Linked DNA regions of Homo sapiens: regions 2, 3 and 4 are each linked to region 1. Evidence: chromatin contacts called from ENCODE Hi-C data. All regions are on one chromosome and are shown on one strand. The core of a region is the stretch at or near the end of the contact, and the rest is flanking DNA. Distances in the headings are between cores, read along the strand shown.

Region 1 (3,023 bases), core at 328-2,827:
ACATCTAACGTAGTCAGATCTTCCCGTTAATTCATGGGATGCCACATTGTTTTTATTCTTTCAATTTTAGCTGTTAGCAACCAATTTGAAAAAAAAAAAAGTAGCATGTGAATCACCAGTTGCAAGCTCTGTTCATACAAATAAGACAATTCGACATTAATTAAAAGGAGAAACTGGGAAAAGATATTGAGCAGACTGTACAGTAGTGTTTGTAATGGTGAAAAATGGGAAACAACCTAAACATCCATCACTATGGGAATTCCCAAATAATTTGTGACAAATCTATTTGATAAAGTCTAGCTATATTTATCAATGTGGATAGCTCTCAAAAACACAGAATTTGGTGAAAAAATCAAGTTGCAGATCAATACACAAAATATAATAGCATTCATGTAAAACTTCAAATGCCCCAAACCATTCTACATATTGTTTATAATACATAGTAATAGTTTAAATATAGAAACCTAGATTGGCAAGATACATATCAAATTCATGATCCTGGTTGCCTCTCTGAGGGTGGTAGTAGAATGGGACTGAGAATAGGGAACACCTTCTTTATCTGTAATGCTCCATTTCTTTCATTCATAAATCTGTTCGTTCTGGATAGTGGGTGCGTTGTTTATTCTGTGCTTTTTTTTTTTAACATTTCAATAGTTTTGTTTTTTTTTTTTAAATGGCGGGTGGCGGAAGAACATCCTATCCTAGAAGCCAAGAGACTGGGGTTGTCTTTGCTCTGCCTTTTCTGGCATGGATACAATCTCTAGATATGGTTTCCCCATTAGCTAATGCGGGGGGTGCTATGTGGTGTTCCTCCAGAGTCCCTTCAATCTAAGGACCTGTGAATCTAAAACCTTCCCACCTCCCACTCCAACACCGGGAAGGCTACCCAGACCAGGCAATGAAACGTGCATTTCTTCCCTCATTTAAGATAGATCTCTTTCTCTCAGCCTGCAATTCCTTCTCCAGAGGCTTTAAGTATAGTGGAAGTAGAACTATCTTTGACGACAGAGAGACACCTGCATCAATTAGCCTTTCTGAGCCTCAAATTCCCCATTTGTAAAACAGAGAGTATAACACCTACCCATAAAATTGTAGAGAGGTTTAGATACACCGTTATGTGTAGGGCCCGAACAGAGTAGCTATTAATAGTGGTAACAGACTCTCAATTAGGGGCTCAACATCATGGTCGCTGAACAGAATCACGGTCGCTGAACAGAATCACACTCTTCACGCCGCCTTGGAGCCAAAATTAGTTTAGCCGCGAGAAGTCCGGGCAACCAATCGGAAACAACCAAGGAACAGTTGCATGGCGACACTCTGGTTCCGCCTTCGGGCATGCTCGAACAGCATTCTGGGAATTGTAGTTCGGGGGGGGAATCTAACACTCACCGAGGGGCGGAGTAGCTTCCGGAAAGGGTACTGCATTTCCCGTTTCTACCTCCACTGCACCCGCTTATTGCGTCTTGCTCCTGGGTCACAGAGCCTAAAACGACACACCCAACACGCCCGCCGGAGTTACAGCTAAAGGAAGGACAGGGGAAGCAATGAAATGCCGAGGGCGGAGCCAAGAGCGACACTGGGGGAGCAGGAAAAGGCGGGGCTTCCGCTTGGGGCATGGAGGCTGTACCTCTTACGTCACTTCCGTAAACAAACGGAGCTGCGGAGGAGCGGGTCCCGGGATGTGACCGGGGCTCTGCTTGTGGCTGCGGCGGTGGCTTCTGAGGCTGTCGGGTCTTTGCGGGTTGCGGAAGGGGGCCCCAATACCCTTCTTCTTCAGGTATGTAGTGGAAGCAAAGGAACCTCCGCAACCTGCCCCTTTAGGCCCTTCCCACCACTCTGGTCACTGCTGGGTACTGGGCGGTGAAGGGTCATCGCTTCGGTAGATTGGGGAAGGGGAATGAGGTGATGTCAAGAGGGATGCCCAGTGGTACTGCTTGGAGGCAAGACCTGGCACTTAAAACCACTGTGTGAATAAGTAACTATGAGCAGTTTACTTATTATGCCTTCTCTAAAACATTCTTTGCTGTTTGATATACAGGAAGGGTTTCAGTGCTCTTGTGACAGATGTAATTTTCCAAAAACGAGGAAATCGCGAGTGCTGGCTCCGCAGAATATTGTGGTTTAGACCACCACTGGTTTATTTGCATTGCTTTACTTCCTAGATTTTTTTTTCTTGTACCACCAAGTGTGTATTAGCATCGTTAAATTTCAGGCCAGCGTGTTTATGCGTATCATACATTTTTACAGATCCTTGCCTCTTCAGAGAACTAATCGTCTCTATTCAGTCATCTTTCAAACTCTCATTTAATTTGTGTTGCATGTTGAAACAACACCAGAATTATTGTTCTGTTACAAAAAATGCTTCTTAAAAGAAAAATTGTTAGCCAAGGTTTAAGTGGATTGACACCCAGTGGTATCTGGGATTAGAGACTGGGCATTGGAGCCTTTCCCAGAAAGCCTCTTCTTTGGCAGTATTGTAGCTCCAGTTGTAATTGTCTAGCGTCAGCCAATTTAAGCTCAGTGGTTTAAATTCCAGTGCCAGTGGCACTAAGTCCAGGCAAAAGGAAAAAGAAAAATTTATTGAATTCATCAAATAATTATTTTAAGCGACAGCAATGGGTTTGAATCTTTTTGAATGGTCATGGCATGCCTAAATTAAACACAGCATGCCAAAAACGGCCTAATGTTTCTAGAAGGCAATTTACAACCTGATGAGGTAGAGATAGCCATATAAATTCATCTTATGATATATGAAATAATGAAGTTAAGAAAAATTTAACACTATGCACAAATAAAGTATGGAAGGGGTTTTTTTGTTTTGTTTTGTTTTGTTTTGTTTTGTTTTTGAGACGGAGTCTCGCTCTGTCGCAGTGGCACCATCTCGGCTCAGGGCAAGCTCCGCCTCCCGGGTTCATGCCATTGTCCTGCCTCAGCCTCCTGAGTAGCTGGGACTACAGGCGCCCGCCACCACTCCCGGCTAATTTTTTGTATTTTTAGTAGAGACGGGGTTTCACCGTGTTAGC
Region 2 (3,023 bases), core at 182-2,681, 7.0 Mb after region 1:
ACTTCTTTGAATCCACTCTGCAGAAACACTCCCGAATGTTCAAAGATATCTGTAAAAGGAATTTCAATTAAGCCACTACTGTTTACGACAGAGGAAAACTGAAAAGAACCTAAATGCACATTGGTAGATGCAGAATAATTTGTTGCCATTTAAAATATACATCTACATGTAAAATACATATCTACGTGTAGTGACAGTGAAAGATGTCCCTAACATATTGTTAGGCAAGAAAAGCAAAAATTCAGAATTACTATACAATTTTTGTAAAAAAAAAAAGTATATGCATATATCACATACATAAATGTGTACAAGCAGTGTGCTTAAGATGTGTGGAGGAAACACTGTAAGTTTTCACTATGTACATTTCTTTATTATTATTTTACAACCAGCATGTATTGTTTTAGTATTTTAAGAAATCAGGTCATGTCTCAATTGTCATATATCTGGGATTAAAAAAGAAAAAAAAATCCAAAAAGGGAAATATTCAACGTTTTTCCATTAGTTCATTCTCAATATCTATGAAAAAAATCTAAGTAGCACATTGCTGTCTAGGATTAGCGAAAACGCTAGTTTCGTTGGTTGGATCGTTTTGGGTTTTTTTTAGTGAATTAGAGCAGGAAAATGAGGACACAAAACCCAACCAAGGCGGAGTTGGGCTGTTGAAGCCATCAGCGGCGCGCGGCCGGGCAGCCAAGGGACCCGCGAAGGGGGGGACTCGGAGGTCGAGGGGCACTCGGAGGGCGAAGGGAGCCCCGGGCGGGAGACGAAGGGCACTGGCCCGTGACGCAGGCGCGGTTGGAAAGAAGCTGAGGACTGGATGTGCGGAAACCAGGTCAGAGGGGCAGGCAACAGAGTGGGCGGGAAGGCGGCCGGGAGCGCTATACGGGTCTAGGGAATCAGTAGGAAGCCGGAGGCGCGGCTGGCGGCGACAGCGTGGCCGGCAGAGCAGGGTCAGCCCAGGTCGCCCGGGGAGTGCGCAGGGACGCGGGCAAAAAGCCCGGGACGCGCGCCGCCGGGGCCTGCGGGGCCTGCCCGAGGCCGAGGCCCCGGTTGGGGGTGCGGGCCGGAGCTCCCGCTCTGCGCCGGGGGCAGGCGTCTGCTGGCAATACCTTCCCAGGAGAGCTCTCCTCCCGGCTCCCGCTTCAGGAACTTGTACCAGAACGTGTCCACGCGGCCCGGCTCCGCCCCGTCCTGCGCCGCCTCCTCGGCCGCCAGCTCCACCTCCCCGAGCCACAGGCCCGGCTCCTGCAGGGCCAGGGCCCCGTCGCCCGCCGCGGTGCCGGCCGGCCTCAGGCGGACGGCACCGCGCGGCTCCCAACGCCCCAGCTCGGGCCGCGACCCCACCACCAGCAGCTCCGGCCGGGCGCCGGCCACGGCGGGTGGCACCACCACCCCAAAGCGGAAGCGCATGGCGGGCGGCGGCGGCGCGAATACCCGGGCCCGGAGTCCCCGCGGCCGGCAGGCGCGGCCCGAGCACTAGGCGGCCGCAGCGATTGGGCGGTGGTGTGGGAGCCCCGGGCACCGGGGAGAACACGTGCTGTTCTGCGCCTTCTTTGGGATGCATCACGCGGCTCCCGAGCCCAGACTTCGTCCAGGCCGGCGGGAAGGGGTCAGCGGAGCCGCTAGCTGCCTCTTTGTGCCCCGCAACCCCGCGGGCGGTTGATTTCCACCTGTGGGCGCTGGGGACACGCGACCGGAAGAAATGGAAGAGAAAACGGGGTTCGGGGAGGGAGGAAAACTTCTAAGCCAGGCGATCGTCCAGTTCTCTCTCCAAGAGACTGGAAATTAACTTTATGAGGATCATAAGGAAGGGAATGACCTCTAGACAGCCGCCTTCTAATTGTGAAACGGGGGAAGATCTTGGACCTGGTCTCTGGAGCGCTCCCTATCTTAACCAAGTCACTTACTCTAGCAGGTCTCAGGTTCTTTGTCTGTAAAATGAGGGTGTAAAATAATGATCTTTCTAGACCCTACGAGCTCTGAAGGATCTCTGATTGGTGGAGATCACCCAAGACCCGGAGCTGATGCAAAACATTACCTACCATTCCCTTGTCTGAAAAGCCACATCAACTTTCTTTTTTCAAAAACTATATTTTTAGTATGTGTAAAGTAAGTTTGGAGTAAATACTTTCAAGTCCTTTTCAAGGTCAAAACAAAAACTAATTCTGTGACTACAAATGTATGCTTTTTTTTTTTTTTTTGAGACAGAGTCTCGCTCTGTCCAAATGTATGCATTTTTAATGGAGTAAATTAAAAAAAAAAACCTTTGTTTAAAATTTACTTTCAGCAAAAGTCAGCATTATTTTTTCAACTTAAAACCTTTTTGGGTTTTAAGTTGAAACAGGTTTTTTAGCTGTCTGGCCCAAATCCAAAATACGTATATCTTGGTGGGGAACTTCAATTTGTCTCTGCCATAAGACAAACGAATGTCCTGATACTTTTTGATTCTTTAACAAAATTATCCTTGTATTCTTAGGTTTATATATTCACTAACATTTAACATAACACAAATCTGTTACGTGAATTAAAGACACACAAAGGCATTTTTACCAGTGTTTGGAAGTTTGTGAATAGTAAAGGGGAACAGGCCAAAATTTCATGCGTTGAGGATATAAGTAAAACAGAAAGTGCAAAAATGTAAACTACACAAACTCAATCTCTTGTGGAACAATTAGAAAACTAATAATACATTTTACTCTTGAATGTTGATATTCCACTCGAAGTTTGGTTGGTTGCTAAGCTTAAGGATAAACACTATGAAAAATGTGAAGACAGAAGGGCTGGCCAAACACAGCTGATTCGGCAGCAAATCACACATTAAATCACAGTGGCATGTGAGTCGGTTTATTCAAATTGCTGTTAAAAGATATTCTTAGAGTAAGTTTAGGAAAATAAGAGTCATTTGGCGATGCAGAGAGGATTTTGTCTACAGTGGAATCCAGACTCCGGTGAAAGTTCTCATTCCTTCAGGACCTGGGAGCTAACAGCTCCGGACTTTCTTGTGCTCCACTGTGCTGCCTATG
Region 3 (3,023 bases), core at 147-2,646, 5.3 Mb after region 1:
CCATACATACTCCCAGCGTTAGTACCATTGCACTGGCAGTTCCCTCTTCATGGAAAGCAATTTCTCCAGTTTTCCGCATGGCCATTTCCCTCATTTTCCTGAAGTCTTTGCTCAAATGTCACCATCTCAGTAACTTGTGCATCATATTTAAGATTACAGCCCTACCAGCTACTCCCACCCGCACCACATACATTGTTCTCCCCTCCCCGCAGCATCTTCTAACATTTGCTTATTACATCTAGTGTTTGACCTCCTTTCTCCACCACCAGCATAATGTAAGCCCCAAGAACACGGGAAAATGCCTGTCACATAGAGCTCAACAAATATTTGTTGAATGTAGAATGGATGAACTCGCTTGCCAGCTTGTCATTTCTGGAGACATGGCCACAAATTCCCAAGAAAAAAAAAAGGATGCATTTTAAAGAGGCTAGGGAGGACAATGACAGCAAAGACTGCAAAGAGTTTTAAAACAGGAGAAAAAGAAGATGGGATACAATAACCACAAATTTCAATACTGAAGGCATTGTGGGCCTGAAAATAACGCTCTTGGGAAAAGTGGCAGTCGGGGAATTAATTATAAAGGTAGACACGGCGGATCTAAGTGCCTGGCCATGGACACTGGCATGCGCTCCCTCACCCAAACCCACTTCCCGCTCAGCTCTTTCCGGAGCCTTCCACCCTAACACAGAAAGTTCACACCAAGAGACTGAACGATTTCTAAACTTTATGGAAAAAGCCAATGACAATCAATTAGCCAAAAACGAGACGCCAAATCCCATCTCACTCCAGCGCCATGCCCTCTTCTCAAACGCTCGCCGGCTCTAGGACCTCTCCACCAGCACAGTTCTCAGGAGTCCTGCTGGTCTCCCAGTGCTGTTCTAAGGGTCCACATGAAGGCAGGTCAGGCGGGACTCCCCGGGCAAGCACTTCTGTACGCGGAAAGCACGAGGCGCAGGAGCCATGGAGAGCCGGTCCTTTGGAGACAGGAATACTTAAGAGGATTGGCAAACCGGAGAAACGCTGGGAGAGGTGCCCCGCACTGCGGTGGTAAGGCAGAGTCTCAGTTCTCCTCGGGCTTGTCGGCTGGCGGTCCACAAGGCTGAAGCATCTTTTCCATCAAGTTGAAGCGGACTCGCGCTTTGCTCTCATTCTCCGCAATGGCGAAGTAGTTGAGAAGGTCGAAGTGGCCCATGTAGGAGCAGTACGAGTCGCGGTGTTGGTTCACCAGCCACTCCCACTTGGTGGTGTCGGCGTGGCCCGTGCCGATGTACTTGGACTGCAGGTGCTCCAGCTGGCTATGGATGGTGTAGCGGTCAGTCATCTCGCCGCTTTCCCCTTCGCTCTCAGGTCAGAGGACGCAGGTAACAACTCGCCGCTCTAGCGTTTTACAGGAGAGTGAAGCCACCGCGCGGAAGCTCCAGGTCCGCGCCGTCGCAGAAGAATGGCGTCACAACGACTAAGTAGCGTAACTCTCGCTCATAGGGCTCAGAGGCGGAAGCGGAAGCACATTCTGTCACGCAATTGGAGTTGCTGAGGCGACGCAACAAGTGTGCCTCCCCCCTCCATGGAGATCCCCGCCCCATCAGAGAATGTTGCATGATGGTCCACTTAGTGGCTAAGGGAGGCCCTTTTCCAACAAGGAGCGTTGCATGCTGGGACTTGTGGTCTTGGGAGTTCGTGCACGCAGGCTTCCGGGACTCCTGGTCGCGTTCTGTTGTTTGTTTGTTTGTTTGTTTAAGACGGAGTCTTGCACTGTTGCCCGGGCTGCAATGCAATGGCGCGATCTCGGCTCACTGCAACCTCCGCCTCCTGGGTTCACGCGATTCTCCTGCTTCAGCCTCCCGAGTAGCTGGGATGACAGTTGCACACCACCACGCCCGGCTAGTTTTTTTGTATTTTTAGTAAAGACGGGGTTTCACTGGTCTCGAACCCCTGACCTCGTGATCCGCCCGCCTCGGACTCCCAAAGTGCTGGGATTACAGGCGTGAGCCACCGCGCCCGGCCCCTGGTCGCGTTTTAAAAGTGATCTGGGGACCTAGTGGAGGGCGATGTCTGGAGGTGGGGAGCATCCGTGGGTGGCTTGGGGCTGATAGGAAATGGGAAACCCAAGAATGACTGGACTACGAGCAGCCCCGAAAATAAACTCTTGGTGTATTTCGGAGCCGTCGTGGCGGCACGGCCGTCCCTTCACAACCGGGGATGGATTACCCAGAAGTCAGCAGGCGCCAGTTCTGGTCCCAACTATGTCTCTTAGGAGTTTGTGGCATAAAAGAGTTATTTCAGCTCTAACCAGGGTGCTTGGTGAGCAAGTACAGCACCAGTTCCCACACATTCCGGCTTCCACCTCAAGCTCCTCCTTCCTCTCTAGCCACTTATTTTGATATCCTCCCTCCAAGGCCTCACCTCACCCTACTTGGCTCTTCCATTCAGTGGGTTTTGTGGATTCAACCAACCTGATTGAAAATATTGGGGGAAAATATCAGTCTGTACCGAAATGCAGACTTTTTAAGGTTATTATTCCCTAAACAATACAGTATAACAACTATTTACATAGCATTTACATTGTATTAGGTATGTTAAATAATCTAGAGACAAACTATACAGGAGGATGTGCGTATATGCAAATACAAGCCGTTTTATATCAGGGACTTGAGCATCCTCTAGTTTTGGTATCCATGGGGGTCCTGGAACAAATCACTCACGAATACTGAGGGACAACTGTATTTCTCCATGTTACCTGTTGTGTCCATCCCCATTTCCTTGTACAAGCTATTCCCTCTACGTGGAATGTCTGTTCCCTTGGTGAACGCATCTCCCTTTAAAGGCAGCTCAAATGCATCTCCTTAGAGTTTTCTCTGGCTGCTCCAGACAGATGTAAACTCTCTTTCCTCTTTGCAAGTTATACGTCTCTTCCTTATTATTGCTTTATGTCCTACTGTTTGGTTTAATAACTTCCTTACATGGGTAGAAGCTACTTGAAAAAAAGATCCTTTTTTTAAAAAAAAAAAGTCCAAAACAAAAAT
Region 4 (3,023 bases), core at 250-2,749, 5.1 Mb after region 1:
ATGCTGAAGATAATTGCGTCTCTTTCATAGTGTTGCAGTGAGGATGAAATGAGATGATTCAGATAAAGTGCCAGAACATTAATTCATTTAAATAAATACTTACTGAGCATATATGCCCCATGCATCAGGCCCCTGATGATACAGCAGTAAGTACAACTGATTGAAAGGAAATGAAAACTGCCCCCTTGGATCTTTTAATTCTATATAATGAATAATAACAACGAATCTCTGGCACATAGGAGTGCTATGTATTATCTCTGTTACAAAGCAATATCCTAAGACAAGTTTTATGGTCCTAACCTAAATTATTTCTATATATATATATTTTTGAGACAGAGTTTCGCTCTTGTCGCCCAGGCTGGAGTGCAATGGCATGATCTCAGCTCACTGCAACCTCTGCCTCCCGGGTTCAAGCTATTCTCCTGCCTCAACCTCCCAAGTAGTTGGGATTACAGGCACCTGCCATCACACCTGGCTAAGTTTTGTATTTTTAGTAGAGACGGGGTTTCACCACGTTGGCTAGTCTGGTCTTGAACTCCTGACCTCAGGTGATCCACCCGCTTCGGCCTCCCAAAGTGCTGGGATGACAGACATGAGCCACCGCGCCTGGCCTATTTCTATAATTTTTACTGTAATAAAAGAATAATACTCCACAAATACTTACAGTGATAATGCCTACGGCATAAAGACACAATCCAGGGTAAGCCATTCATTGAGAGGTCACCAGAAACTGGGAAGTTGGGGAAACAAATTTGAAAAAAAGGTCTGCTGATGAAAGTGACTGCATTTACCACACACTTTCGTCCAAGAAAAGCTATGTGAGTACGCCAACGCCGGCCTGAAATCTTCCTAAGAATGCGTGCTTATAGCCTATTTGTTTAAACAGGGGGAGAAAGTTAACATTCAAACACCAGAGATTCTGAATATATTTTATTAGTTCAAATGCCTCTACAGTTAACAGAGTCTCGGGGGTTTGGTTAACAGGGCAGATGAAAGCAGTTCATGAAACAGTGGAAAATATAACCTGATCAAGTCTGATGCAGTCTATAAAGGCAAGGCCCCAGCCTCCGTTGCTACGGCAACCGACTCCGCCCCCACCCGGAGAGGGAACCTGAAACTTGGCGACCCCAGCACCCCAGCGGGGTGGTCGCCTCCCTTCCGTGTCCGCGGCTTTGTTTTTTATGGTTGGGAATAGGTAAGGGACACAAGTCAAGGGGGATGCTAGATTCGTCCCCTCTGGTCTCCGTAGAGGGAGCTATAAAAGGTTCGTCCACAAGCAGAAACCCCTCTGTGGCGCCTCAACGTTAAGGACCCCCACGATTCCCTTTGCCCGGCGGGAGACTAAAGGCCGGAAAAGTACAGCCCGCCCAGGGGTGGGAGCCGAGCTAGCCCCACCTCCCGGTGGCTTCTCGCGATCGTGGAGACGCAGCGAGCCTATGTAACTTCCGGTCGCGACCCATCAGCTCCTCGGCGATTGGTCCGTTTCCACGGCCGGCTGGGTGACGTTATCGCCGGGTCCTGGGGCTGCACGTGTGGTGAGGCCTACAGAAGCGGCCTTCAGCTGGACCTTGGTCTCCCCGCCGGACTTCGAGGGTGTCATCGCCGCCCCTGTTGGGGGTGAGCGCCGCGCGGCTGCAGCATGGTGAGCAAGCCTTGCTTGTTTCGGCGGCCGAGCGCTGTGGTTTTGCAGAGGCCAGGCTGCTTCCGGTAATACCTTGGCTACTGCGGCCCGGGTCTGGGTCATGCCAGAGGCTGCTTGCGGCACGGTACCCCGAAATGGGCCAACGTCACCACCGTGGGCATTCTTTGCAAGTTACAGTCTCCCACCGCCGAGCCTCCCTGGGATGTGGCCCGGAGAGGAGAATGGCCTTTTTGTTTTATCCCTGGGAGCCTGCAGCCCTGCGTGATTTCGGTTAACTAAAAGCTGGTGACTGCCGACACAAACGCGCAACCCTGTGCTTCTTGGGGTCGAGCAGAGGGAGCTGCTGGTCTCCCTCAGCGTTGGAGTGGCAGGTGTCTGCCTGTCTGTTTCCTCTGAGAAAGGGAACTTGTGGGAGAGCATAAGGTTGGGCCCAAAGTAAAGCCACTTAATTGGTTTCCCAGTTTAGAGAATCAAAATTGAATAGCGAAGTAAGAATGTAGAAAGAGGTGATGGATCTTATTAAACTTTAGCTGTTTGTGTCGTGATTTTATTTACTGGTTGGTAGATGCTCTGTGTGGAGCTGTCTACTCCAGATTATGTTGTGGCAGGCTTCTTGTCATTCTAGTTCAGTCGGCCAGGGGCCTTCCCTGAGCAGCCAGTGTAAAGTAGCTTTTAAGGCATTTTCACGTCACTGTCTTATATTTTCTTCACCGGAAATTATCTTGATTTTCTTGCTAAGAACAGGGACTTTATCTGACTTTCCCACTTCTGTATTCTCAGTTCCCATAACAAGGTCTGGCACAAAGTAGGTGCTCAAGGAATGTTTGTTGAAGGAAGGTTAAGTATGGATTCTGCAGAACACAGCTGATGTTGCCTGCCCTAGAAGTGTAGATTTTTAAAAAGTATCTTTAACATGACTACTAAAGATGCATGTGTGGACTATGGAATTATTCTCCGTCTTTTTGTTCTGTTTTAATTAATTGTTGTGATTTTGTTCCTTTGAAGCCTCACAGGAAGAAAAAGCCCTTTATAGAGAAGAAGAAAGCTGTGTCTTTTCACTTGGTCCACCGGAGCCAACGAGATCCTTTAGCAGCAGATGAGAGTGCACCCCAGAGGGTTCTATTGCCCACACAAAAAGTAGGTCCTGTTCTTTAGCCAGTCAGTTTGTAGGTAGACAATAGTTTTTTTTTTCTTTTTTTTTTTTTAAATAAATAGAGTCTTAGCACGTTGCCCAGGCTGGTCTCGAACTCCTGGACTTAAGCAGTCCTCCCAGCTTGGCCTCCAAAAGTGCTGGGATTACAGGCATGAGCCACCACGCCTTGCTATGTTAATAGTTTTTAATAAATTGTTAGCCAGCTGTTATTCTCAGATAACTGATATT

What was found. A loop is a pair of places that touch in the nucleus more often than their neighbours do. Pooled maps may share reads with other maps.
Region 2: a map of CD8-positive, alpha-beta T cell shows a loop between it and region 1 (22-fold over the local background). The contact joins the promoter of EPM2A here to the promoter of CCDC28A-AS1 in region 1. A Hi-C loop is called at or near these places in 3 of 168 maps with a recorded cell type or tissue (CD8-positive, alpha-beta T cell and naive thymus-derived CD4-positive, alpha-beta T cell) and 8 of 50 pooled maps.
Region 3: a loop to region 1 is called in a map of CD8-positive, alpha-beta T cell, with 12 times the contacts of the local background. The contact joins the promoter of SF3B5 here to the promoter of CCDC28A-AS1 in region 1. A Hi-C loop is called at or near these places in 1 of 168 maps with a recorded cell type or tissue (CD8-positive, alpha-beta T cell), 1 of 37 single-sample maps with no recorded cell type and 8 of 50 pooled maps.
Region 4: a map of CD8-positive, alpha-beta T cell shows a loop between it and region 1 (11-fold over the local background). The contact joins the promoter of LTV1 here to the promoter of CCDC28A-AS1 in region 1. A Hi-C loop is called at or near these places in 1 of 168 maps with a recorded cell type or tissue (CD8-positive, alpha-beta T cell), 1 of 37 single-sample maps with no recorded cell type and 9 of 50 pooled maps.

What each region holds. Positions count from the first base shown.
Region 1 is chr6:138,772,126-138,775,148 of GRCh38, forward strand. CCDC28A-AS1 (CCDC28A antisense RNA 1) reads right to left here and starts at 1,578. Exons shown (of 3, transcript NR_161205.1): 1 at 1,390-1,578. CCDC28A (coiled-coil domain containing 28A) reads left to right here and starts at 1,644. Exons shown (of 6, transcript NM_015439.3): 1 at 1,644-1,777. RefSeq lists enhancers at 695-1,369, 1,370-2,043, 1,407-1,456, 1,477-1,536, 1,897-1,956.
Region 2 is chr6:145,734,089-145,737,111 of GRCh38, forward strand. It overlaps EPM2A (EPM2A glucan phosphatase, laforin), which reads right to left and starts at 1,432. Exons shown (of 4, transcript NM_005670.4): 1 at 1,110-1,432. The coding sequence starts at 1,410. EPM2A-DT (EPM2A divergent transcript) reads left to right here and starts at 781. Exons shown (of 3, transcript NR_038246.1): 1 at 781-832. RefSeq lists a silencer at 907-1,496 and enhancers at 1,657-1,716, 1,727-1,776, 1,797-1,846.
Region 3 is chr6:144,094,177-144,097,199 of GRCh38, forward strand. SF3B5 (splicing factor 3b subunit 5) reads right to left here and starts at 1,397. Exons shown (of 1, transcript NM_031287.3): 1 at 708-1,397. The coding sequence starts at 1,321. The coding sequence ends at 1,061. RefSeq lists an enhancer at 1,147-1,846.
Region 4 is chr6:143,841,839-143,844,861 of GRCh38, forward strand. LTV1 (LTV1 ribosome biogenesis factor) reads left to right here and starts at 1,500. Exons shown (of 11, transcript NM_032860.5): 1 at 1,500-1,642; 2 at 2,648-2,779. The coding sequence starts at 1,640. RefSeq lists enhancers at 1,304-1,353, 1,534-1,743, 1,934-2,003.